Linked DNA regions of Mus musculus: region 2 is linked to region 1. Evidence: chromatin loops called from intact Hi-C (ENCODE). Cell type or tissue: gastrocnemius. All regions are shown on one strand. Links, peaks and the distances in the headings refer to the core of each region. The heading gives the core; the rest is flanking DNA. Region 1 overlaps Gm39625 (a long non-coding RNA gene). Region 2 holds the start of Mir6897 (microRNA 6897).

What was found. Peaks named below come from ENCODE experiments on the same cell type or tissue, not always from the same donor. Only the 100,000 strongest peaks of a DNase experiment are listed, where the experiment ranks them.
Region 2: it touches region 1 in a loop (5-fold over the local background); 13 of 42 quality-filtered maps call a loop at or near these places.

The regions. Positions count from the first base shown.
Region 1 is chr1:36,245,668-36,257,986 of GRCm38, reverse strand. Gm39625 (a long non-coding RNA gene) reads right to left here. Exons shown (of 2, transcript XR_865343.3): 2 at 7,445-7,537. Among named protein-coding and RNA genes, the nearest start is that of Gm39625, 7.5 kb to the right of the region's middle. In gastrocnemius, for the core only: a CTCF peak has its summit at 4,958 (motif pointing right); DNase peaks (open chromatin) are centred at 4,974 and 5,553; H3K27ac peaks cover 88 bases.
Region 2 is chr1:36,138,941-36,151,259 of GRCm38, reverse strand. It overlaps Uggt1 (UDP-glucose glycoprotein glucosyltransferase 1), which reads left to right. Exons shown (of 41, transcript NM_198899.2): 38 at 1,101-1,215; 39 at 4,519-4,635; 40 at 5,075-5,228; 41 at 7,009-11,232. The coding sequence ends at 7,034. Mir6897 (microRNA 6897) reads left to right here and starts at 6,947; the gene lies at 6,947-7,008. In gastrocnemius, for the core only: a CTCF peak has its summit at 6,025 (motif pointing left); DNase peaks (open chromatin) are centred at 6,006 and 6,768; H3K4me3 peaks cover 581 bases; H3K27ac peaks cover 1,340 bases.

The DNA of each region.
Region 1 (12,319 bases), core at 3,473-5,972:
TAGGGCCGTGAGATCTGGCTTCCCTGTTTCTGGCATCCTGAATGTGGTATATAGTCAATGTCATGTAGATTAAGATGCATAGAGTAATGCATGCAGGTACACTTGCAGGTACGTGTTAATGTGTAACAAAGTGAAAGGTGCCACTGGGAAAAGAGAGGAGAGTGGCTGAATGGTCATGTGCATTTTACTGCAATGCCATTTTTCTTATGATGAGAATGCATTCATATTTTGTTTAAGAAATAAGGTTATTCGCTCTGGAAGACACTCTGCTGATTCCTCAAAAAGTGTAGTTAGCATATACGCCAGCCATTCTGCTAATCGTTCTGAAACCACATACCCACGCAGAGCAGAGTTCAGAGAAGAACCATCCCTTCACGGTATCCCAGAGATGGAAACACCCAAATGTGAACCAGCCGATAAAGAGACGGTGGAGCAATGCCGGAACCACAGCAGTGGGGTATTGCTTGGCCAACACAACTGTGGGAACAACTGACTCGTGCTCTGAGGATGAGCCCTGGGCACACACTGAGAGAAGGAAGTCTGTCACCAAGGGCCACATGGGGGCTGGAGAGATGCAGCTGCAGTTTAAAGCACACTCAGTTCTCAGCACCTATGTCAAGTGGCTCATAACCGGTTTACCTTTAGCTCTAGGGGACTGACAGCTCCCTCTAGCACCCACATATGTGTCACACATAAGCAACAACAACAACAAAAATAAATGAGGCTGGAGAGATGGCTCCAAAGGTTGAGAACGTTTGCTCTTGCAGAAAGCTCCACATTTGATTGGCAGAATTGACATGGTGGTTCACATCCATCTGTAACTCCAGATATAGAAGATAACTGACATCTTTGACCTCCTTGAGCACCAGGCAGGCAGGCAGGCAGGCAGGCAGGCACGCACGCACGCACGCACGCACGCACGCACGCACACACACACACACACACACACACACATGGTACACATACATGCAGCAAAACACACACATAAATCTTAAAATATAGAAATAAAAAACAAAGGGTCAGGAGTTCCATGAATCCATGCACATAAATATCTATAATAGGAAGCACAGACACAGAAACTAGTGGTGGCCAGGGCTGGGTTTGAGGGAAACATGGGCAATAAAAACTAAACAGCATTCATTACAGCGATTGCCTAGCAGACATGAGGCTCTGGGGCCAGTCCTCAGCGCTACAGAATCCTGGCGTGGTGCTGCACTCCTGCAAACCCAGCAAGGAAGGTGGAGACAGGGGGACGAGAAGTTCAAAGTCACGAAGTAAGTTGGAGATCCACATGGGTTAGAGACCTTGTCTCAAAAGAACAAAACCAAGGGTTCAGGTCTCACAATGAGACAAGGAACAGTGGCTGTTCAAATTTAATGGCACTGAAGCCACTAAATTTAATTGTTACTTTAAAATTTTGTTTCTGTGGTCCGGAGGGATGGCTCCGAAGTTAAAAACACTGGATGTACTTACAGAGGTTCTGAGTTCAGTTCCCAGCAACCATGTGGTGGCTCACAACCATCTGTAGTGTAATCTGGTGCCCTCTTCTGGCCACAAGCATACATTCAGGCAGAACACTGTATATAAATAAATAAATCTTTAAAATGTTTTTGTTGTTGTTTTTGTTGTTGTTGTTTGAGGCAGGGTCTTACTGTGTATCCTAGGCTGGCCTCAAACTTATGGCTATCCCCTTGCCTTAGCCTCCAAGTGCTGGGATCGCAAGTGCGAACCACCACAGTGAACTGCCATTGGCACATTTTTATGACGATGATTATGGTCTGTGAGTTATATCTCAAGGGGAAAAAAATGTATCAACCAAACTAAAGCCTCCACATTACTCTGAAGGAAGAGCAGGGGGAGCAGAAACAAACGCGAGCCCGGAGTGGGAGCAACGGAGTGGCGGTCCTGCACCCCGCGGCTGCCAGGAAGATGGAGAGGGGAGGAATGGCTATCTTAGAGAGTCGGCAGGGCAGCGAGTGTGGGGATGGAGAGGGGCCATGTGGGAGTCGCGAGGCGGGAGGGAGGTCAGCCTGTAACCAGCGTGGCTGAAATGATGCGTCTCTCCGTCTGAGCATCAGAGTCTTGAAACAAAGGATCTGCAAGATGGGAATTTCCTCAGGAAAGAGACAAGGGGCAGAGAGGTGGGGCTTTTATCCTAGAGATTCCACACAATTCTAACAATCTGTCAGGCCATTACACAGAATGAGACCGAAGCCCAGACATGTTGGGGGTCGATGGTAGGCAGGACTACACTGAACTGCCTAGATATGTACACCCCTAGCCTTTTATTTAAACTTTAATATAATTTCAGGACCCCCAAAATGGACCTGAGGCCCCTCTTCCCAATGTGACTACATTGAATAAATCTCCCTTTTCAGCCTTTTACTATTAATTTGGCTGTTCTAATTGCGTTCTTAAGGATAGGTGGCTGAACTTGGATTCTTGAAGTACGGACTGTGGCCCCCAAATTCTGTAACAAACCTAGCCAAAGCAGGACCAGGAGGCTCGCTGTTCTCTCAGTCTTCAGGCGAGCCAGCTTCAAGACTGTGCCACTGTTGGGTGCTAATCCCATTCCAGGCCTGGTGTCTCATTGTGCGTGCTAGGTGACAGGCAAACCACTGGTTAAGGTTCATTTTCCTGAAAGCGGCTTGATTTCTAGGTTGCAGGGTTGGATGGGCAGCGGACCAAAGCAAACAGGGGTGTTTTGTTAATCATCCTTTGGAGGATACTTGGCAGAGAGAAAGGAAAGCAAAATCCCGGTTGCAGGACTCTCAGTGTGGCGTGAACAGGAAACGGCCAGGTGGGGCCCGGGACTGCCGGGGGGGTTTTCCTTCAGACTGAGGAAATTCCCGTGGCTTGATTAGGTGGTGTCTGGCAGAGATGCTTGAAAACCCCTGCTCTCCTCACAACCCAGCCTCATGTGGTGTTCGGCCCCAGTTGGATCCCCGCACTACAGCGCGCGTTGGCAGCCTGCTTCAGGGAAGCTGCTTGGAAATTTCAGCTCAGAAGTCCACAAGAAAAGGATGGACGCGGAAGGCCAGATTCCTGCGTCTGACTGAAGGGGACCGGCATGCTACTGTCGCATCCATTCCCAGTTCGTTACCACTGACCAGTGTCCCTGCATCTCCCTTTGAAGGAATGGGAGGAATTCCCTCGTGAGCCAGGAGGCGGCGCCTTCTCTGTGCTCCTCTGCGGCAGAAGGAGCAGAGAAGGTCCCATTGGCTCAGAGGCTGTGTCTGACCTGCCTGAGGCCACACAGCCGTCCTCAGTACCGTTGAGATCTGGAGTCCCAGCCAAGACTCCAGACCCTTTGCCTCAGGATAAACCCTTTATGGTTTTGAGGCAGGATGGATGATAGGCTGGGGACATGGGAAGAGAAAGGAGATGCTTCTGGGTGACCTTTCTCACCACCTGAGAATCAGGAATTGCAGTATGCCTTACACCTTTCTCGTTCCTCACCTGTAAACCTGGCAATTTCTAGGAATCCATCAGAAACCCCATTTGCAACAAAATACACATACCAACTTTTGTACCAACTTAGGTATCCTGATTTTATTTAATCAGATTGGAACCTACCCAAGGTGCCTCCAGAGTCATCCTATAATCTTATTTATGAGGGGGGAGGGGATGGTTCTGGCATTCAGGAGGCAGAAGCAGAGAGAGGTGAGTATCTGTGAGTTTGAGGCCAGCCTGGTCTACATAGTGAATTCCATGCTAGCCAAAGCTAACAGTAAGGCCCTGTCTCAAAAATAAACCAAAGAAAAACAGGCTTAAAGATCTCCATGTGCCAGCATGTGGGCCTGAGTTCAATCCTCAGGATCCAGGTGAAAATCAAACATGGCTGCCCACACTTGTAACCCTGGTGCTGATGGGAGCAGGGAGCCAAGACAGGAACATCAGTGAAGCTTGCCGGCCAGCCAGCCTAGCCAATATGGTAGCCCCTGGTTCAGTTAGAGACCCTCCCTATGAATACACACACACACACACACACACACACACACACACACACACATCTTTTAATAAACTTTAGCTCTGCTTCATGCTGTCTTGTCCTGAAGTTCTTCCCTGTGATGACTCCGGGGATCCAATTTTAGTGGAGCTGAAGTCCCTAAAAGAACTTCACTCTGCTACAGTGTCAGAATGGAGCTGTGTCTCTGTCCCAGCTGCCACTGAGAGTTTGTCATGGATGTGGAGGCTGGGGAAATGCTCAGCGGGTAAAACACTTGTCTCCCTGTGATGACCTGAGTTCCTTTCCCTAGAATCTACATAAAGCTGGCTGCAGGAGTGCACTGCCCCATGGGAGAATGGGAGGTGGGCATGGAAGAATCCACAGAAACTAATAAGCTGGCTAGCCTGGTCCACATAGTGGAAAACAATAAAGACACTGTCTCAAAAAGTGTTAGTTGAGTTTTCCACATGTGGACATCCTCTGGCTTCTAAACATACAGACACAGACAGACAGACAGACAGACAGACACACACACACACACAGAGAGAGAGAGAGAGAGAGAGAGAGAGAGAGAGAGAATGAACGAATGTTTGAATGAATGAATGAATGAATGAATGAATGTGAATTCTGGAATTCTGGCTCAGGAACAGATTCTGCAGCCTCACACAAAGTCCTCAATATAGAAGATACCTTTTCACCTTTCTAGTATCTACTTTGCCCTGTTGATGGCCACACAGAATCTCTCGTGTGCCACTGCACACCTATGCACACCCACTTGCCTGTTCACACCAAAGATGGTCAGTTCTTTGACTTCCTCGTGTACACAGTACTTTCCTTTAGGTACCTGAACACCTGGAGGAATCATAAACTCTCATGAGAACAGAAAATATTGCCTTCGGGTGTCAGGGTAAGGACTACAACTAAATCTTCCCCAAACAACCCCACTCAGGGCTTACTTAGCCGGGAAGAACCCTGTGCTGGGTTCTCCACTAGCCCTGTGTCAGTTACTCACTCTGGCCTCTAGGGGGCTCCCTAGGAACACAGACAAGAAGCCATCGTATCTGTTCCTTCAGACAAGAGTCTAAATGTGAACGAATGGACATGGTTTGGTAACCCACAAAAGTAACACATTGTGGAGGAGGAGAAGCCGTATCTCATCAGAGGATGATAATCTGTGAGCCATGGGGATCAATGGAAACTCCGAGTGACCAGCAGTCCTTGAGAACAAGCTTCATACATCATCTCTGGTCACCTCTGGGTAAGACTGTCCATTTTAATCAATCAATCAATCAATCAATCAATTTGGTTTGCACGTGGATATGTGCACACTGGTGTGGTCATACATGTGTAGAGGCTGGAGGTGGACTTCAGGGCGTCATCTTCATTCACTTTCCACTTTCATTTTTTATTTTATTTTATTTTTTGAGGCTGTCTCACTAAATCTAAAACGGGCTGTTTAGTTAGACTGGCTGGCCAGCAAGTCCCCAGGAAATGCTTGTCTCTTCCCCTAGTGCTGGGGTTACAAGCATACAACATGCCTGACTCTTAACTGCGTGCTGGGACCCAAGCTCAGGACTCCACACTTGTGCGCCAAGCATCTTACACATGGAGCCATCTCCTAGCCGGGAAGACTGGGATGCAGGCCATCTGGTCCCCTCAAGCTTCGTCACCGCCAGTATTCATCTAGTTGATGGTCACAACCAGATAGACTTCTGACTGCTGAATCTGTATTTTTGCCCCACCCTAGAACCATCTCACCAGTCACAGAGTCAGTAATTTAAAAACATATTTTGCACGCCTGCTTTCTTTTCTTTTCCAATTGCTTTGTTAGTTCCATGACAGGGTCTGGCCTCATAGCACTATCTAAATTGGTCAGTCAGTCAATGGCTTAGGAAGTAAAGGCACTTGCCACCAAACCTGCTATCTGAGTTAGATCCCGCGGACCAACATAGGAGGTGGACAGCTGAGCCCCATGAGTGGTCCTCTGACCTCCACACATGTGCAGGTTGCATGGGCAAGCACATACACAAAATAAAGAAAGAAATGTCAAAAGAAACCCTTGTATAATGTTTCATGCAAGTTAACAATTTTGTGTTGGATCAAATTCATAGCTCCCCCTCAGCTGCTTCCGTTTTCCAGAGAAACCACACTTTACCGCCACCCATAGTACAGAGGAGCGGGGTGGGGGTTGGGGGGGTGGGGGTGGGGGGTGGTGTTTCACGGAGGCTAAGCAAGCCCCGTGCTCTTTAGCTGTACCCAGAAGTCCAAACACACATCATTTTAATATCACTGAGTTGCTATAGCAAACTTCGGTGTCTCAGAGGACCTGGGTCCTTTGTTATTCAGTAACCACGCCCCCTGCTGTGGCTTTTCCCAGCAGACACAGCAATCTCTGCGGGCACCAGGTGTGAGGCTGACAGTTCCAGCTGTGTCCAAGGTCCAGCTGCGGAGCCTCCCTTCCCATAGCTTATTTAACAGGGCCTTATCCATGTTCTAATTAGGAGGCCAGACAGCGAGCTTGAGCTCGTTTCCCAGGCACGAATCCAGCTTCCCTGTGACTTTGTTTCCAATGTTGTTTCTTAGAATATGGACCTCAAACTCACTACATAACCAAGGCTGACTTTGAACTCCGATTCTCCTGCCTCCAGATCCGGGTTTGTGTGTCAACTTGACACAAGCTAGAGTCAAGGAGACAAAAGAGCCTCAGGTGACTAAAGGCCTCTATAAGTTCCAGCTATAAGGCATTTTCTCAATTAGTGATCAATGGGGGAGGGCCCAGGCCATGGTGGGTGGTGCCATCCCTGGGCTGGTGGACCTGGGTTCTCTAAGAAAGCAGGCTGAGCAAGCTAGTAAGTAACACCTGTGTGTGGCCCCTGCCTCAGCTCCTGCCTCTTGTCCTGTTTGAGTTTCTCTCCTGGCTTCCTTTGATGAGTGATATGGAAATGTGAGCCAAATAAACTCTTTCCTCCCCAATTTGCTTTTTGGTCATGCTGTTTCATAGGAACCCTGACTAAGACAAGCTGCAGTCACCAATGTAAATAAAGTGCAGAGTTGAGACTCCTGCCTCTCAGGGCTTCTGTTCTCTGTCATGAACGAGACCTTCTGTTTTACATCCAAGATTGCCCAAGTGTTTACAAAAGATGCACGAGGCACTCACTGTCCTGCCCGTTTCCATCTAAACTGCCCAGGCAGAACTAAACAGAAAACAGTGTCTTAATCTGGTAGCTGAGGTGGGCAAAGGTGTGCCTTCCTTCAATCACAGTGCTTGATGGGCTGCAGCAGGACTTTAAGTTTGACTTTGTGGGAAAAAAAAAGTAAGACAGTCTATAGGGCAATAGTTAGTACTTACCTTCTCATTTTATTTATTTATTTATTTAGAGACAGGGTTTCTCTGTGTCGCACTGGATGTCCTAGAACTTGCTCTGTAGACCAGAGATCTGCCTGCCTCTGACTCTCAGTCGCTGGGATTAAAGGAGTGTACCACCACCTCCCAGCTTCTTTTCATTGTTCTTAAGATTTATTTTTATTTTATGTGTACGGGTTCTTTGACTGGGTGGTTTGTATGTGAACCACTTGCATGTATGGTGCCTGCAAAAACAAAAAACAAAAAAACAAAACAAAACAGATTAAAAACAACAACAACAACCCAGATCTGCTCTCCAGGAAATGGACAGCTGTGAGCAGCCAGCCCTGCGAGTGCTGGGAAAACCAGTTCTTGCTGTGAGCTTTGAGCAGCGAGTGCTCTTCCCCGCTTGAGCAGTCTCCCTAGCTCCCTATTTTAGTTTTTGAGACAAGGTCTCTTATGTATCAGGCTGACCTCAAACTCACTACATAACCAAGGCTGGCTTTGAACTCCGATTCTCCTGCCTCCAGATCCGGAGTACTGTATTATACATAGCTGATAGCACCAATCTGTTTAGGTGGTGGGTGGATCCTAGGCTTGGAGCTAAGGGCTGAGGAGCTAAAAGCCTCAGGTGAGCTGGGAAACTCTGATAACATCTGCAAACACTTCGATTCAGGGAGCTCCTGATAAGAAGACAGCAGACCAACCTCCCATGGTATTTACAGCTTTGAAACCAGAGAAACAGATCTGCAGATGGAATCTTCTACCTCCAAAATTCCCCTTTCTGCCCTATAAAAACCCCAAGTCCTCTGCACCCTGGCACACACTCTCCACTCCCTTGAAGAGACTGGAGGACCCCATTGCTCTTTTCCTCTCTCTCTTTTTAAGGCAGCTGTGGTGGGGTGGGGTGGGTGTATCTCACTATGTATATCAGGCTGTCCTAGATCTCTCTGTGAGGACCAGGCTGGCCTTGAACTCACGGAGATCTGCCTGCCTCTGCCTCCTGGGTGTTGGGACAAACCATCATCAATTCCACACTTTGCTCTCTATATTTCTAGCCTTTCTTAAAGTCTTCTATAATACATTTGAAGTCATCATTATAGAATTATCTCAACAGAGAATCCAGGACCCTTCAGGTTCCCCCCCCCCTTTTTAATTTTATGCATATGAGTACAGACACACTAGAAGAGGGCATCAAAGCCCATTACAGATGGTTGTGAGCCACCATGTGGTTGCTGGAAATTGAACTCAGGACCTCTGGAAGAAGTTGGTGTTCTTAACCACTGAGCCATCTCTCCAGCCCCCAGGTCCCTTTGTTGAGTATAACTTCTGTTGTCATGACAAAATATCCAGGACTAGGTATTTTATGAGAAAAGAGGCTTTTTTTTTTTTTTTTTTTGGCCAGTTTTGGAATTTGGAAACAATCACGTGGTGTGACAGGCAGCAGGCTTCGAGGATCATGTTTACTCTTTTTATAACTCACTCTTGGCAGAACAAATACATTTTTCGAGGCAGTAAACATTCTTTCCAAGGGCAGTGACTTCAAGGATCTAATCCTGCTTCACTAGGTGCCACGTCTCCAAAGTTAACCATCTCAAAATCACCAGCTTTGGCAGTGGGGGTGCTGGAGAGATGGCTCAGCAATCAAGAGCACAACAGTCTAGACCTCTGGTGTGTGTGTGTGTGTGTGTGTGTGTGTATGTGTGTGACGACATCTAATCCCATCTTCTAACTGCCATGGGCACCTGTACACATGATGCATACCCTCACCCTCAGATGTAAAAGAAGCTTTTATTCATCTGAGGTAATTGTCATCCTCAGGTTTAATGCCTCTCTCTGCTAAAATAGGCCCATTACTGGAAGCTTCTACCCTCTGTACAATTGTATGTAGTCTTAGAATGTTTCAGCATCTGCAACTTGTTCCTGAATAAGTTTACCGTTTCCTAATCCTTTCTCACCTTTGACTGGCTGGCTCAACTCAACTGTAATGGCTCAAACTCCTTTCCACACTGATTCAATCTAGCTTCTCTGGGCTTCTCCTGAATTTCTCTCTCTGTCTCTCTTTCTGTGTCTCTCTCTCTGTCCTTCTCTCTGACTCTCTCTGTCTCTGTCTCTCTCTGACTCTTACTCTGTCTCCGTCTCTGTCTCTCTCTCAGATTTATTTATTTATTTTATGTATGAGTCTCCTATCTGCATGTACACTTGCACACCAGAAGAGGGCATCAGATAGATGACACTATAGATGGTTGTGAGCCACCATGTGGGTGATGGGAACTGAACTTAGGACCTCCGGAAGAGCAGCCAGTGCTCTGAACCACTGAGTCATCTCTCCAGCTCCCTGAATTGCTCCTTTCCACCTCCAACTACTTCTGTCAATCTGTTCTAATCTCTTGGCTCCTCATTTTCTGGGTCATTCTATCTTCACCTGTGTCTAGCTTGTTTTCTCTTGAACGTGTCTCTGTACCACTGTCCCAGTTAGAACCATCTCTTTCTCTCTGCACTGCCTCACACTCCTGCAAACAACCCTAATTAAGCTGGTCACAAAAAATACAAAACAAAGACAAGACTTGAAAATAGGAGGGGTGCTTGGTCATGGGAAGAGAAGGATGGAGGATAACAGAGGGTGAAGCAATGTATATACATGAATGAAATTGTCAAAGAATAATAAATAAATAAATAGCCTCAACAGTTATGGCAGTATGCACCTTTTATCCCAACATTCAGGAGGTAGAAATAGCAGGTTTCTATGTTTGAAGCCAGCCAGGTTGACATAGCGAGTTCCAGGCCAGCCATAGTTACATAGTGAGACCCTTTCTCAATGAATGAACACATGAATGAAAATATATAAGAACCTAATTTCTGGTCTTAACATCTACCTGAGTATACCTCCCTTCTATTTTTCTAGAGTGTTCCTTTCTCTTCTCCTGTTTTCTTTTAGTACCAGCAATACCCTCTCCCCCTTTTCTGGGAGCTAGGATCTCACTATTGGCTCAGGCTAGCCCCCAACTCCTGTAGCTGAAGATAACTTTGAACTTGAAAAATAGCAATACAGCAGTTTGCAGAGTCTGGCTATTGAGCACTGAGTCCTGGATCAGAGTTCAAATGTGTATAATGTGAGCACTAGATTTCAAAGACACACACACACACACACACACACACACATACAGAACTTGGAAGAAAGAATAAAATATCACAATGACATTTCATATTTACATTTAAAATTGTATCGATTTTTTAATATTTTTATATGTATGTGTGTGATTGCATGCATTTATGTGCAGAAGCCCACAAAAGCTCCGAGAGGGTCTTGTATTCTCCAGGATTGGAATAATGGATGGCTATAAACTGTTAGGTCCTCTGCAAGAGCAACAAATGCTTTTAACCGCAGAGCCATTTCTCCAGCCCCTCCTTTATATTTTAATATGCCTTATATAGCACAATAGCTGGGCCACTATCTAACCTTCACTGCTGATTGAATGTACCTCCTGCCGATAATTCCAAGTTACTACTTACTTAATACCGTGTTCTACCTTTTGCTGCCCTGGACCTAGCTGGGCACCCTCTTGGGCCGAGCACTCTCCCGGCATCTTCACATGGTGGCCATGCCTCTTTGTCCTCCACTCTTCTCAGGCATGGCAGCTCTCCTCTCCTCCACACTCTCCCCACAAGGCAGATCTCCTTTCTCCTCCTCCTGGTCTCAAGCCCCGGAATCCTCAAGTTCCACTCTGTCTTCCCTGCCCAGCCATTAGCTGCCAGCATCTTTATTTACTATTCAGAACCAACTGGGGGCAGGCTCACTCAAATTAACATTAGAATACAAGCAGCATTAGGCCAAACCCACTACATGCAACCACAGCTCCAATAAGCTCGTGGGGAGAGCATCCCTGCACGTCTGGAAGACAGTTTTGCTTCACTCTTCCTCACTGTCTGGCCCTTATAATCTGTCCCTTCTTCAATGGTTCCTAAGTCTTTAGGGGACAAGGTGTAATATGTACGTCCCGCTCACGGCTGAGTGTTACAGACATTTATTCTCTGTACTTTGACCAGCTGTGAGTTTCAGCATTAACCACTGTCCATTTGAGACAAAGCAAGTCCCAGATCAAGGCTTGGTGGTACACACCTTTAATCTGGGCCACACCTTCTGCTGGAGACTTACATAGGGACACTGGAAGAAGGAAGATTCCCTATCTTTGCCTGCTTGCCTTGTGGGACTGAGAGGGACTGAGAAACTACTGGATCCTTGGACTTCCATTCACAGATGACCATTGTTGGGGAGTTGGGCTTCAGACTGTAAGTCATCATAATAGATTCCCTTACTGTACAGAGACTACCCGTAAGTTCTGTGGCTCTAGGGAACCCTGACTAAGACACCTAATGAGTGTTTTGCCTGCCTGCATGCATGTGGACCATATACATGCCTGGTGCCTGCGGAGGTCAGAAGAGGCTGCCAGGTCCCCTGGAACTGGAATTAAGGATGGGTATGAGCCACCATGTGGGTGCTGGGAACTGAATGTGGGTCTTCTGCAAGAGCAGCAAGTGCTCTGAGCTGCTGACCCATCTCTGTCAGCTCCTCGAGTATTTTACATTTCATAAGAGCTAGGGCATAGGGCCTCAGTGGTAAAGCGTATACATTGAATGCATGAAGCCATGGGTTTAATCACCATCATCAGGAAGTATACTGCTAACAAGGGGAAATGAAATTGCTTACGTAGCCCACACTTTACTTGTTTGTGGGTATGTGTGTAACTCCAGTCCATAGACTTGACTTGTTGCCAGCCACTCTTACCTGCTGAGCCATCTCACCTGCCCTGGCTGACACTTTATGTCTGTTGAGCAGCGCTGGTCATGTAGAGACCTGAATTCTGCCACTAACTCACCTCAAGTGTTCCAAGTTGTAGACTCATTGTTTCTGTTCTACCTATAAAAGGCACAGATGTCGCTCCTGCCCTCACAACATTAAACAGATAATAATAATAATAATAATAAAAAAAATCTACAGAGCACTGATTTCAGAGGACAAATGTGCC
Region 2 (12,319 bases), core at 5,066-7,565, 110 kb after region 1:
ATTTGGAGGCTAGGACATATACAAGAAATATTATCGAGCTGGAGAGATGTTCTCTGAGATGAGGACCACTGGCTACTTTTCCATAGCACCAACACCCACACCCACATGGGTGCTCACACCTGCCTATAAGCCCAGGTCCAGGGCACCTTTTGGCCTGTGTAGGCACTGTTTGCATGTGATATACAGACATAGATGCAGGTAAAACACCCATACACATTTACAAAAAAAAAAACAAAAAATACATCTTTTTTAAAAAAAGAAAAGATTGACTTATTTTATGTGTATGAGTATTTTGCCTGCATGAAGGCCAGAAGATGTCAGAGTCCCTGAAACTGGAGTTACAGAAGATGGTGAGCCACTGTGTGCATGAAGGGAACCAAACTCTGATCCTCTAGAAGGGTAGCCAGGGCTCCTAACCTCTGCGACAATCCTCAGGGCCCTAAGTAACTCCTTGTTAAAATGAGCACACACAGAGATGAATGATGGCTGCGGTGACTTCAGTTTTATTCCGTGTTTCTTGGCTGCAGAGAATTGGAACCCTGCCTGCTCCTCTCCTGTTATCTTAAGATGTCGTCAGGATAGTGGTGGCAAATTGTTATCATTTATCAGTTTCAGTGATCTTTATCACTGGATCTTTTGAGTTAGCCAGATTTCTTTTTGTCTTTCTTATATTTATTTTATGTGTGTGAATATACTGTTGCTCTCTTCAGACACACCAGAAGAGGGCATCAGATCCCATTACAGATGGTTGTGAGCCACCATGTGGCTGCTGGGAATTGAACTCAGGTTCTCTGGAAGAGCAGTCAGTGCTCTTAACCACCAAGCCATCTCTCCAGCCCCTAGATAGAAATCTTGCCTCAGAAATTAGTTTCCTTGTAAGACAACAAAATAAAAAGCTGGCCAAAGTGAGCCGTCAGAGCAGGCCATAGCCTGCAGGTGTGTGATCCTCTTGGCCATGTGCATGCGCCCTCTGCGGCATCTTCCACTCTCTCTCTGGGACACTGGCCTGTTCCATCCATGACCTCTCCCACCATTCAGTTGGGTTCATTGTTGACATCAATTGATGGTTTGTCTGTAACAAGTGTCTCCTCTCCACTCAGTGCGCTGTATGTCGTGGATCTGAAGAAGTTTAGGAAAATAGCTGCTGGAGACAGACTCAGGGGACAGTACCAAGGTCTGAGCCAGGATCCCAACAGTCTTTCAAATCTTGATCAAGTAAGTGACCGTTGACATTACACATACAAGTATGCCATTTGTGTCTGAAAATGAAGTAGTGTTTGTGTGCTTTCTCAGAACTGAACTATTTCTTCATGGAAAGTATGTGAGTGTGAGTGTGAGTGAGTGTGTGTGTGTGTGTGTGTGTGAGAGAGAGAGAGAGACTTGTCTGATCCCAAAGGCTCTGAGACTGTCAAAAAGCTCAGAATTTACACTAAAAAGTAGTAAAATTTTCTAGCCCTGACTGCCCTCCATGTCAGAACTTTCAGGAAGGCTTGCTGAATAACTTTTCCAATAACAAGCATTTTCAGAAGTAAAATTACAGGTTTGTTTCGTTTGGGTTTGTGTTCTGTTTATTTGTCTTTATGTGCATGGGTGTTTTGCCTGCATGTAGGTCTATGCACTGTATGTGCAGTGCTCCCAGAGACCAGGAGAGGGAGTCTCAATCACCCTGAGCTGGAGTGACAGACAGGTGTTAGAGCAGCCAGGGCTCCTACCCTCACCCTTCTCCTCAGCCCCAGTTGTAGCTTTAAGTGTTTTAGATATCTACTGTCAATCTGCTGCTGCAGCTGCTGTTTTGAGACCAGGTAGCACTTAGTAGCCTTGGCTGGCCTGGAACTCTCTTTGTAGACAGGGCTGGTCTAGAGATCCACCAGCCTCTGCCTCCGTAGTGCTGAGATTAAAGGCATGAGCCACAATACCCAGCTTGTTTAAAGTCTTTCTTAAAATATGTTGTTGTTTATTGTGATATGTAGCATCCATTAAAAGAATCCATCTTCAGGTGTATCAAGGAGTCACTACAAAGCCAAGGCTATAACCAGAGCCCCGTGCGTCAGGAGCATGTCACTCCTGATAGCAGACTGCTGCCCTGCTCCCTGACTGTGGCAGGCAGGAGGCAGCCCACTTGCCACTCTGTAGACTCTACTGAGCCTGCTGTCTAGCCTGGACACCATGCTTCTATTTAGCCTCTTGGCCTCTGCTGACCTGGGGATGTGTTCCCTCTACTCACTTTCCTTTGTAGTTTTGTGCCCTTCACCAGCCGTTCCCCATTCTATCTCTTCCTTCCTGTAGAGCTTCCTGCAGCTAACCACCTTCACTCAGCTCGCCCCCCCACCCTGCTCAATCTTAGTAGTTTATTATTTTAGTCTTTTGTCCTTTGTTCTTTGTGTTTCCTGTCTAGTTAGTTTAGTCTTCTGTTTGTCCTTCATTTTAATTAACATATTTGCTTCCATTTTAGTATTTTTTGTTTTCAGTCTGTGCTGGAATCCTCTGTCCTTTATCTTTAGCAGCTGTCTCATGCAGAGTGACAGTTTGCACTGCCAGGTCTTTGACCCACCTGCTGGCTCTCATCTCATGACCTCTGAGCATATGACTGCTTTTGTTCATGTTTTCTCTCAGCTGTTTCTTTTCTTTATTTTTTTCCTTTTATTGAAAATAATTTTCCCCCTCACATAATATATCCCGATTCCAGTTTCCCGTTCCTTCCCCTCCTCACATTGGATTCACCTGCTTTCTGTCTCTCAGTAGAAAATAGCATCTAAGGGATAATAATAGAATACAGAATAAAAAGATAAAACAAAAGCTAACACATTCAGAATTGAACAAAACAAACAGGAGGAAAAGAAAAGGCACAAGAATCAGAAACCCACTCATTTATTTGCACACTCAGGAATCACATAAAGACCCTAAACTGGGAGCCATGATATGTATGGCTGTAAGACTGTGTTATATTATAAAGTATATTATGTATAATTATTATCTTCCCGCAGAGTAGAAAGTGCAGGTTCAGCAGTATCTAAAGTTTATTTTGTTGACGGTTTGATGAAGGAAATTGTCTCAGTTACTTTTCATTCCTATTTCTGTGAGAAAACACTATGCCCAAGGCCATTGATAAAGCCTTTAACTGCGCCTATGGTTTCAGAGAGTTAGAGGCCTTGATGGCAGGGCAAAAAAACCACGGCAGCAGAAACAGCTGAGCGCTCACATCTTTACTATAAGTGGGAGATGGAGAGAGATACCAGGAATGGTGTAGGTCTTTTGAAATGTCGCAGTCTGCCCCCAGTGACACCCTTCCTCCAACTAGGCCATACCTCCTAACCTGTCCCCATACAGAAAGACGGTTGTGAGCTGCTGTGTGGTTGATGGGAATAGTTTCACCAACTGGGGATCAAGTGTTCAAACCTATGACCTGTTCTCATTCAGACCACCATTGTGCACAAGACTGGAGTGATTGTTGCTTGCATAACTGACCTGGTCATGGTTCTCAGACAGGATCTCACATCGCCACGCTGGCCTGGAACTCAGTGACTGTGAACACTCCTGCCTTTGCTCCCAGAGTGCTGGGATTGCAGCGCATAGCACTATACTCGGCTGACTACACTACATCATTTTTACAAGCGTCACAGTCAGTCAGTTCTGTTTATTTATTCCAGTGGTATATTGGGTTTTTTTCTCCCCAGAGTGTTAGGACAATGGAACATTTTATTGTGAGAGAAATTTGGGCTCCATCATTTGGGAGCGGGAGAGTCGGTGCTTCTCCTCTGGAAAACTATAAAGTGTTAAGGCCCACCTCTTCTCCCTGCAGAAGTGAGCAGAGACTGCATGGTGACTCCTCTGTAGTCTCAGCACGTGCGTGCGAGGCCAGGCAGGAGGACAAGTCCCAGGCCAGCGTGGGCAACAGTCTCAACAGAGCAAAAGACAGCAACGGGAAGTTTTAGAATTTACTTTCATGCAGTGAAATGTAGTTGAATCTTGTTTGTGTTGGTTTTGTCTCTTTTTATATGTATATGTGTTTGCCTGTGTGTGTGTGTGTGTGTGTGTGTGTGTGAGCCCAGTGCTGGAGGAGCCCATAAAAGGGCACCAGACCCCCTGGCACTGGAGATAAAGATGGTTGTGAGCTGCCGTATGGTGGGGACCTACTGGGTTCCCTGTAAGAGGTGCTAATGCCCTTAATTTCATAGTCACCCCCTTGGGTCCCCAGTTGAGGGAGTATTGTTGTTTGTTTTTCTAAGTTTTAAATATGTGTACACATGTCTATGTGTGGGTATGTGCACATGTGTGTAGGTGTCTGCAGAGGCCAGAAAGGGGCATCAGATCCCTGGAGTTGCAGGTGTTTGTGATCTGCCCATGTGGGTTACATGGGTTCTGGGGACTGAACTCAGGTCCTCTGGGAGAACAATATATACTCTTAAATGCTGAGCTGTCTCTCCAGCACTCTAGTTGAATTTTAAGCCTACACTGGTTGCTTATTTAAATTTCTTTCTGAGTTTTAAATCCTTGTGTTTCATTTTCTTTACCAAACAGGATTTGCCCAATAACATGATCCATCAGGTGCCAATCAAATCGCTCCCTCAGGAATGGCTTTGGTGTGAAACGTGGTGTGATGACGCCTCTAAGAAGCGGGCAAAGACCATCGACCTGGTGAGCTGCCCTCCCTACCCTGGGACCTGACAGAGCCTGGTGGTCCTCCCTGCCCTGGGACAGAGAACCTGGTGGCTGCTGGTGCTGTTCAAATTGGCTTTCGCTGAATTATGGTTGGAGCTGCAGAGCATGTCCTGGTCACTTCAGCAGGGCTCTTCCTCACTTGCCCAGGACGCCAGATCACATGCAGCGGTCTAAGAGTTGATTTCTGCTGTGTCACCCGTGTCTTCCACTTCAACCCTGTGCCTGGACAGGTGTCTGCTTAGCCAGTAACTTTGTTTCCTTTGGTTTTGAGAGGTTTACTGTGTAACCCAGGCTAGCCCTGAAATCCCGATCTCCCATACTTAGTCTCACACATGCCTGCTGGAGGCCTGTGGCAATCTGTACATAGGGTGTACCTTTCTTATAGCTCCACTGAGGTGTGCTTGTGTGCTTGCAGTGTAATAATCCCATGACTAAGGAGCCCAAACTGGAGGCTGCCGTGCGGATCGTCCCTGAGTGGCAAGACTACGACCAGGAGATCAAGCAGCTGCAGACCCTCTTCCAAGAGGAGAAGGAGCTGGGGACCCTGCATACAGAGGAGACGCAGGAAGGTCAGTGTGAAGCTGACTGAGGATAAGTCAGTCCTGGCTACTAATTTGTTGCTGAAACAATGTAGGGGTCCATTTCCCTAGATCTTGATCTCATCCAGGGTCTATTTCCCATTGTGCCCTTCAGCCAGTCTTCTAAATAGCACATTCAATGTAGTTTTGTAGTCCTCCCCCCAACACTTGTTTGTTTAGTCAGAAGAAGAAGAGATGTGTGTGTGTGTGTGTGTGTGTGTGTGTGTGTGTGTGTGTGTGTGGTGGGGTGCACACAAGTGTTCATATGTACCACCGCATGCCTGTAGACGTCAGGACAGCTTGCTTTCAGCAGCCAGTGCTCTCCTCCTACCATGGGCGTCTGTATACTTACAATAACCTTATAGACTACTGGTCAAATTAGGTGATTTGTGGTCTTTTATTTTCAAAGCCACTAAAGCTTACAAATAAACGTCTAGTATCTTTGTCTGTCCATGAAAGTCTGGACGGTTTATGCCAGGCTGGGAATCAAGAGGACCAGGTGTTAAACTCACTTCCACCTACAGAGTGCATTTGAGACCAGCCTACAAGAACAGTGAATAAATTGGAGTCTCGATTAAATATTTCTCCTCCTTTAAACTCATCCTAAGAAGCAAGTGCAGGGACCTGGAGAGACTTGAAAGTCTGTTCTGGAGACTGCAGGCTAGAAAGTGTCATAGCTAGTAGGTTATAGTCACACACTCACTAAAGATTTGGAGCAGGAGAGCCGGCTTAGCTTTAAAAACACTGTCTATAACTCCAGTTCCAGGGGATCTGATGCCCTCTTCTGGCCTCTGTGTGCTTAGCATGCATGTGATATTCAGAGACATAAGGGCAAAATACCCATACACATAAAAAAATGAAAATAAATACTGTTTTAAGAAGTTAAATTCATTATGTAATTACTTATAGATAAATGGACAAAGAATATGAACAGACTATTCAAAAGAAGAGCCATATATGAGGAATAAGGATACAGTGATGAAATTAGAGTCACCATTAATATCTGATATGTCAAAAAAATACAGGTGGAGTGGTAGTGCAATGCATTAGGGGGCAGGGGTGAGACTGGTGAGTGAGCCTTGCCGAAACTGTCCATGTGTCTGGAAAGCCTTGCTTTAAAAGCAGCAGGTCTCTTACAAGGAGCCTTGAAAATGCTGCACCAATGGGCCAGAGAGGTGGCTCAGCAGGAGAAGTGCTTACTTCATGACACGAGTCCTCATTCCCACGTCTCTTGTCAGAGCAAAGGAGAGAACTCACTCCACAGAGCTGCTGTGAGCACGCATGCACACCATAGCATGTGCACACAGTCATGGTAAAGTGCAAGTGCATTGTGCAAGAATGCCTCTACTGAGGCTGCATCTTAGATAACTCCAGGAAAAGCAATACACACGGAGAGATGTACTTTACTGTTACGTACCGATCAGCAACCTTAAAACAGTTTAAGGATCAAAGAACAGCTGCCCTGGCTCACAGAAAGAATGTGTAAGTGCAGAAGATTTCTGCACACAGCAGTGTGTGGCCCAGAGCCAGCTCTGCCCTGCTGGAGACCCCGAGAGCCAGCGCTGCCCTGGTGGAGGCCGTGTATAGCCCAAGGGCGTGTCAGTTCTTAGAGCTAAAAATGTCTTCTTCTCTTAGGTTCGCTTTCAACCCTTAATACAGAAATAGCCAACACCAAGCTTCTACAGACCATCTGAAGCTACAGTGCTGTGCTGGGGGCAGTGTCACACGCTGTTTTATGACGTAAGTCTCACGGTCTGTGTTCTTCCCCCAGGCTCTCAGAAGCATGAGGAATTATGATCTCTGGAGGAAGATGGGAAACCCACCTTGACAGTTTGGACTAACTGCTGTTTTCTCTGATCTTTCGATACGACTGCTGATGAACGGATTGGGCAGGTGTACCACACCTATTGATCTGAGCATTGATTTAGACTACTGCACCCTAGTGGGTGCTAGATCCTTGGGGCTAAGGCTCTGTTGGATTTGTACCTCAGAGGAAGACAAGTGGCTGGTCTTCTGGGACTCTTCTTCTCACCAGAGGGAGAAATGCCGGCAGCAACTGCAAGAAGCCCAGTCCTTCGGTGCCCACAGCCCAGAGCACACACTGCTGTGCTGGCCCAGAAGCTGGGCAGAAAGGTCACCATGTTCTTCCTTACCTCAGTTTACCTGCAGCCCTTGCTGCAGTGCAGATGCCCACCCTGTACCAGGTCAGGCCGGCAGATGCTTCATCCATGCCTCAAGGTCTACGCCAACATGCTTCTCACGTCTCTTCCCCTCCCCACCCCCCTTCCCAAGCACTAGGCTTGTTGTTTAATGGAGCCCAACCAATAATCATGTGTCTTCAGGGTTGGCTCAGTGCAGTTGCTAAGCAAATCAGTCTTCAGGAGAAACGGGGTGGTGTGGATAAGGCTGGAAGAAATGGCAGGTAGTGGAGAGTGTTGGGGTGTTCGATGGAAGACAAAAACATGGGCCGTTCTCTTCAGTCTAGTACCCAGTGAACTGTCCAGGTAATTGTTTTGTAAACAATTTTTCTATTTATGAAAATGTGTGCTTTTTCTTCTTACTTTCTAAAAAGCTGTTGGTTATCAGTTTCCTGGCTGGGCACAGGCGTCCTGAGTCCCTCAGTGACCGCTCTCAGCGTGCTCAGCCTCCGTCTGGATGCACCATACTGTCTGCCCTTTCCCTTGTAGAGTTTTCTCTCAGACCCAGGGGATAACTTTGGGTGTTTCTTCCCCCAAATGCTCTCAGACCTGTGACCAGGAATGACTCTGTCTCTGGAACTCGGTTTCCTACACTCTGTCTTTCCCTTGTGCTTTGGCTCTGAGGGTCCCCTTTGGCTTTCGAGACTTGCCGAGGTCTGGTCCAGTTCTAAGGTACTGCTGCTGTCTGAAGCAGCACCCTTCACTGCTTTGTGTTCACAGCCACAGCCCAGCATCACCTCGGGAGCAGCCTGGGCTGAGGAGCCTTCCACGTGTTGTTAACCTGGCTGGACAGGTGTGGGTGTGTGGTGTCATCTCTGCCCAGGACTCAGGGATCTACAGCAGAGAGTTAGTGTTGCTGGGCACAGGGTGTGGCTCAGTGGCAGACAGAGTGCTTGTCTAGCAAGCCCAAGGCCTTCTGTCTGGTACTGTATCTCCCCAGCCCCCCCCCCCCAAAAAAAAAGACTGAATATGAGGAATGAGTACTGTGGGTAACTAAGTTCTTGCCTGTCCAAGCTAGGTAATATGTGTGTTACCATGGAAGAATGGCCTACAGGAGCCGTGGTTAGGGATTTGAGTGGGCAATTGTTAAGTAATAAGTAGAGACAGAAAACTGGATTGGGAATTCAGAGAACCAGCATTAACCCCCTTACCTCGTCAGCTGGAGCTCCCACTGAGAGTCCTGGGCAGAGCACAAGTGTCCCCTCAGGTCAGGAATCCACATAAGAGAACAAAGAGCAGCACTAAAAACAACATCATTTAGTTCGGTGCTCACGACACCCCAGAAACGAGCTGGGGGGCTGCTACCATCGGTCGGTCAGCAGGGTTTTCTCCCTCTCCCTCTGCAGGCGCTTGGGTAGCAAGGACAGGCTGTAGCGAGCCCTCTGACCTTGGAAAGGTGTCTGGGAATAAATTACTTCCCAGCTGTTTCAAGCGATGTATTTTGACTCTTGGATTATCAAAGTGTTTTGTCATTTGTCATAAAGTCAGGGAAGGGGCACACATCCCCAGACAAAGGGCCATGGAGGATACGTTTGAGACAAACATGTTCCATAGCTTCTTAGCTTAACTAGCCCTTGACATTTATTGATACAGTGTATATTACAACATGAATTTCAAAAAATAAAAAAATTACCACACATATATCAAGTAATATCTCCCCCCCCCCCATTTTCAAATCTAAAAGTTAGCTTAAGAGCCAGCCTTTGTTCAGGCTTCATGTCCACCCTGGATTAAGCTCTCAGGGCTGCTGCGCCCGACTGTGAGCGGAAGCTGTCTTCCCAGTGCCCTGGGAGCCTGGAGTGTTGAGCAGGAATAGTCAGTGCTCTGAGATGCTGGCCCGGTGGCCAGGGTCCTTCTCTTACCAAATTATGTGTGCCTCCTCTGAGGAAGAGGAAGGCATGGGTCTCCTATGGCCCTTTAGTCCCTCGTGGGTCACTACACTGACATAAGTCATATTCAGAGCTGATGCTGGCTAGGCCAGACCCTAAACTAAACCCTTCTAAAGCTGTCCAGGCCCCCCCTTTCCTGGTCCTTCCTTGCATCCTGTGGATTAAATCATCTCTACAAACTAAGCCACTGCCACAAATGGGCTGCTGCCGGCAAGTGGCCCTGGAAGGGTGTCCCTGTCAGATTTCACCTGACATTCTCACTACGAAAAAGCATGTTGTGACTGAAAAGAGAGATGAGCTATTCTCCAAGAAGCAGGAAGTGACTGAGCAGACAGGTTATTGAGGCTCCTGGAGAGCTCACCGCCATTCTTGGCCTGCGAATAAATGGTTCTTTGACCTCCTGTCATATAGCAGTAGAGTGTTTCCTTTCTGAATCACTAGGGTAGTGTGACCTGTGACAAGTCAGACTGTGCCGATGTGAATCCATGAAAAGCGGCCCTTGACTGGACCTGGGGCTGTGGGGCACAGCTCTCCAGAGTCCTGGGTTAGAAGTATCCTGGATGCACCCATGTCGAGAGTGGTAATGTGCTGGTTTCATAAGATAGTTGGCGTTGTTACCCGGGCAGAGGCTACATTTCTGGTTGAGCATGGTCGTCTCGGGGCGTGCATGTGTGCACCGTGCAGGGCCTGTCTGGTCAGGAGCAGACTTCATGGCAGGTATGTTACCTGGCTCTCGTCTGAGTTGCTGAAAGATGAGCTGAGAGCCCAGTGCTAAAGAAGGAAGAAAAGAACAAGCAAACAAACAAACAAAAAACAGGAAACAAACTTGACTGGCATAGTTTAGGACTGGTCAGATTTGGTCACCAGTATGAAGTCAACTCCTCTTGTCCGCGTGTCCTCCATTAAATTACCCTTCTAAAATTACCCTTCCTAGTTAGACCCGCATGCTTCAAGGAAATGATGCACCTGAGGCGTTGGGAAGGCGCTCACTCCCATGCACTTTTCTGGGGAGAGTTCATGGAAGGCTGCCTAGAGGGACACGTGCTGGCAGTACGGAGCACGACTTCTTAAGAGAGTTGTTGAGTCCGTGGCTTTATGGGATATTGTATGATGATCAGAGTCAATCAAACGGCTCCTCACGTTCTTGTTTACTAAGTAGGGGAGCAGTTTTCTGTTGAAATTTCATGAACTCCCATTTTCTCTGCCTTAAGGTAATGAGGACTTCTCAAATGCTGGATCAAGCTCAAGCACATTAAACATTGTCACTCAGGAAGTCACTAAAATTTCCAAGTGTCTGGAAGGGTCTCACCCCTCCCTCATTGCTGGTGTTTTGTGTCTCCGTGTAATAACAGAAAGCTCTTCTGTGTTACATAGCCATGGTGGGTTGGCGGATCCTTCTCGTGGAGTCATTGCATGCTGACTGCCAAGAGCAGCTGAGCGTCGGTGCCAGGCATCAGCGTGGCACAGGGAAGTCCATCAGGTCGGGGACAGAAAGCGGGAGGCCTCTTCCTAGTCTCCCGGGTCCTTAGCAGTGTGGAGGGTCCGTGACCGACCGTATGAGCAGGGCGTGGAGCCGTGGACTTTCCCAGCCTGTGCTTTCTGCTTGCCTTACTTGACCCCGGTGGGCTCAACAAAGAAGTGGGCACCATTCCCTTAGCCAGATGCAAACTCTACTCACCCAAGGTCGGCAGTGCAACAGAGACTACCAAGCACTCTGTTTTCCTACCCAAAAAAAGGGGAAATGGAGAGAGAGCTTAGGGGTTTTAAAGAAACTGTGTCCTACTCTGTCCATTCAAACCAACACCTCACTTGGCGATGAGGTTAAACTCTGTGGATGTCTTAGTCCACGCGGGTTTCACCGTGAGAGTAAGATCTGTCCAACACAATAAAATTCCTCCTCTCTTCTTACAGCTGTCTGCTTGTTCATTCTCTCTCTCTCTCTCTCTCTCTCTCTCTCTCTCTCTCTCTCTCTCTCTCTCTCTCTCTCTCTGTGTGTGTGTGTGTGTGTGTGTGTGTGTGTGAGTGAAGGGCAGACTGATAGAAGATAGTCTTACCCTTCACCTCTCAGAAGTCACGAAGCCTGAGAGGTTGGGAGGTCCCAGGGTCTGGCCACAGTGAGTCCTACAGATCTTGGGCCAACAGCCAGGCCCCCAACTCTGGGACCCGCCCCCAACTGAGCCTGGGTGACCAATGTGGTGATGACCTTGAGAGGCAGCAGAGCAAAGCCTCCAAGTGTGCTGCAGACCCCTCACGGGGTTCCTCCAGAGGCCTGCAGGTTCTGCCCTCCCCTTGTCTGAGCTGCACGAGTGGAGCTGAACAGTTTGGCCGCTCCAGGATCAGTGCACACTTGAGACTGATGTGCCCTTGCTGAGGTGGCAGTCAAGGCCTGGTGCCTGTGGGGTGGAGGAGCTTAGTGGGCAGCAGAAGCTTCTACAGGGAAATGAAGCTTAAATACAACCTGGCAAAGAAGCGGGAGCTCTGTGTCGCTGTGTGTTTGGTTTTGCTTAGGGGGGGGACTGGTTGTGTGTGTGTGTGTGTGTGTGTGTGTGTGTGTGTGTGTGTGTGTGTGTGTGCATGCACCTACTCTTCAGGTGTCCTCTCCTCTGTTTGAGACAAGTCTTCTCTGATAGAACCCAGCAAATAAACTAACGAGCAATCCCAGAGATCTCCCGTCTCTGACTCTTAAATTTCGCTTGTTAATTCCTTATTGCTCTTAATGTGTCCCACATTTATATCTTTATTCTCAAGTTTTAATTATAAATGTATGAGTACTCAAGGCTCACAGCATGAAAGCTTGAAATATAAATCTCTCAGTGATGATCACAATGAGTATACCATACCTGTCACCTTAGACATCCGAGATGGTTTTCTAGCTGGAAGGTCATCTGGGCGGTGTCCACCATTACCCCAATTCAGCTCCAGCTCAGAGCTTCTCAAACCTTTCTCATCCTAGGCTCCTTCTGCCTGAAGAATTGTTTTTTTAAAGATTTATTTA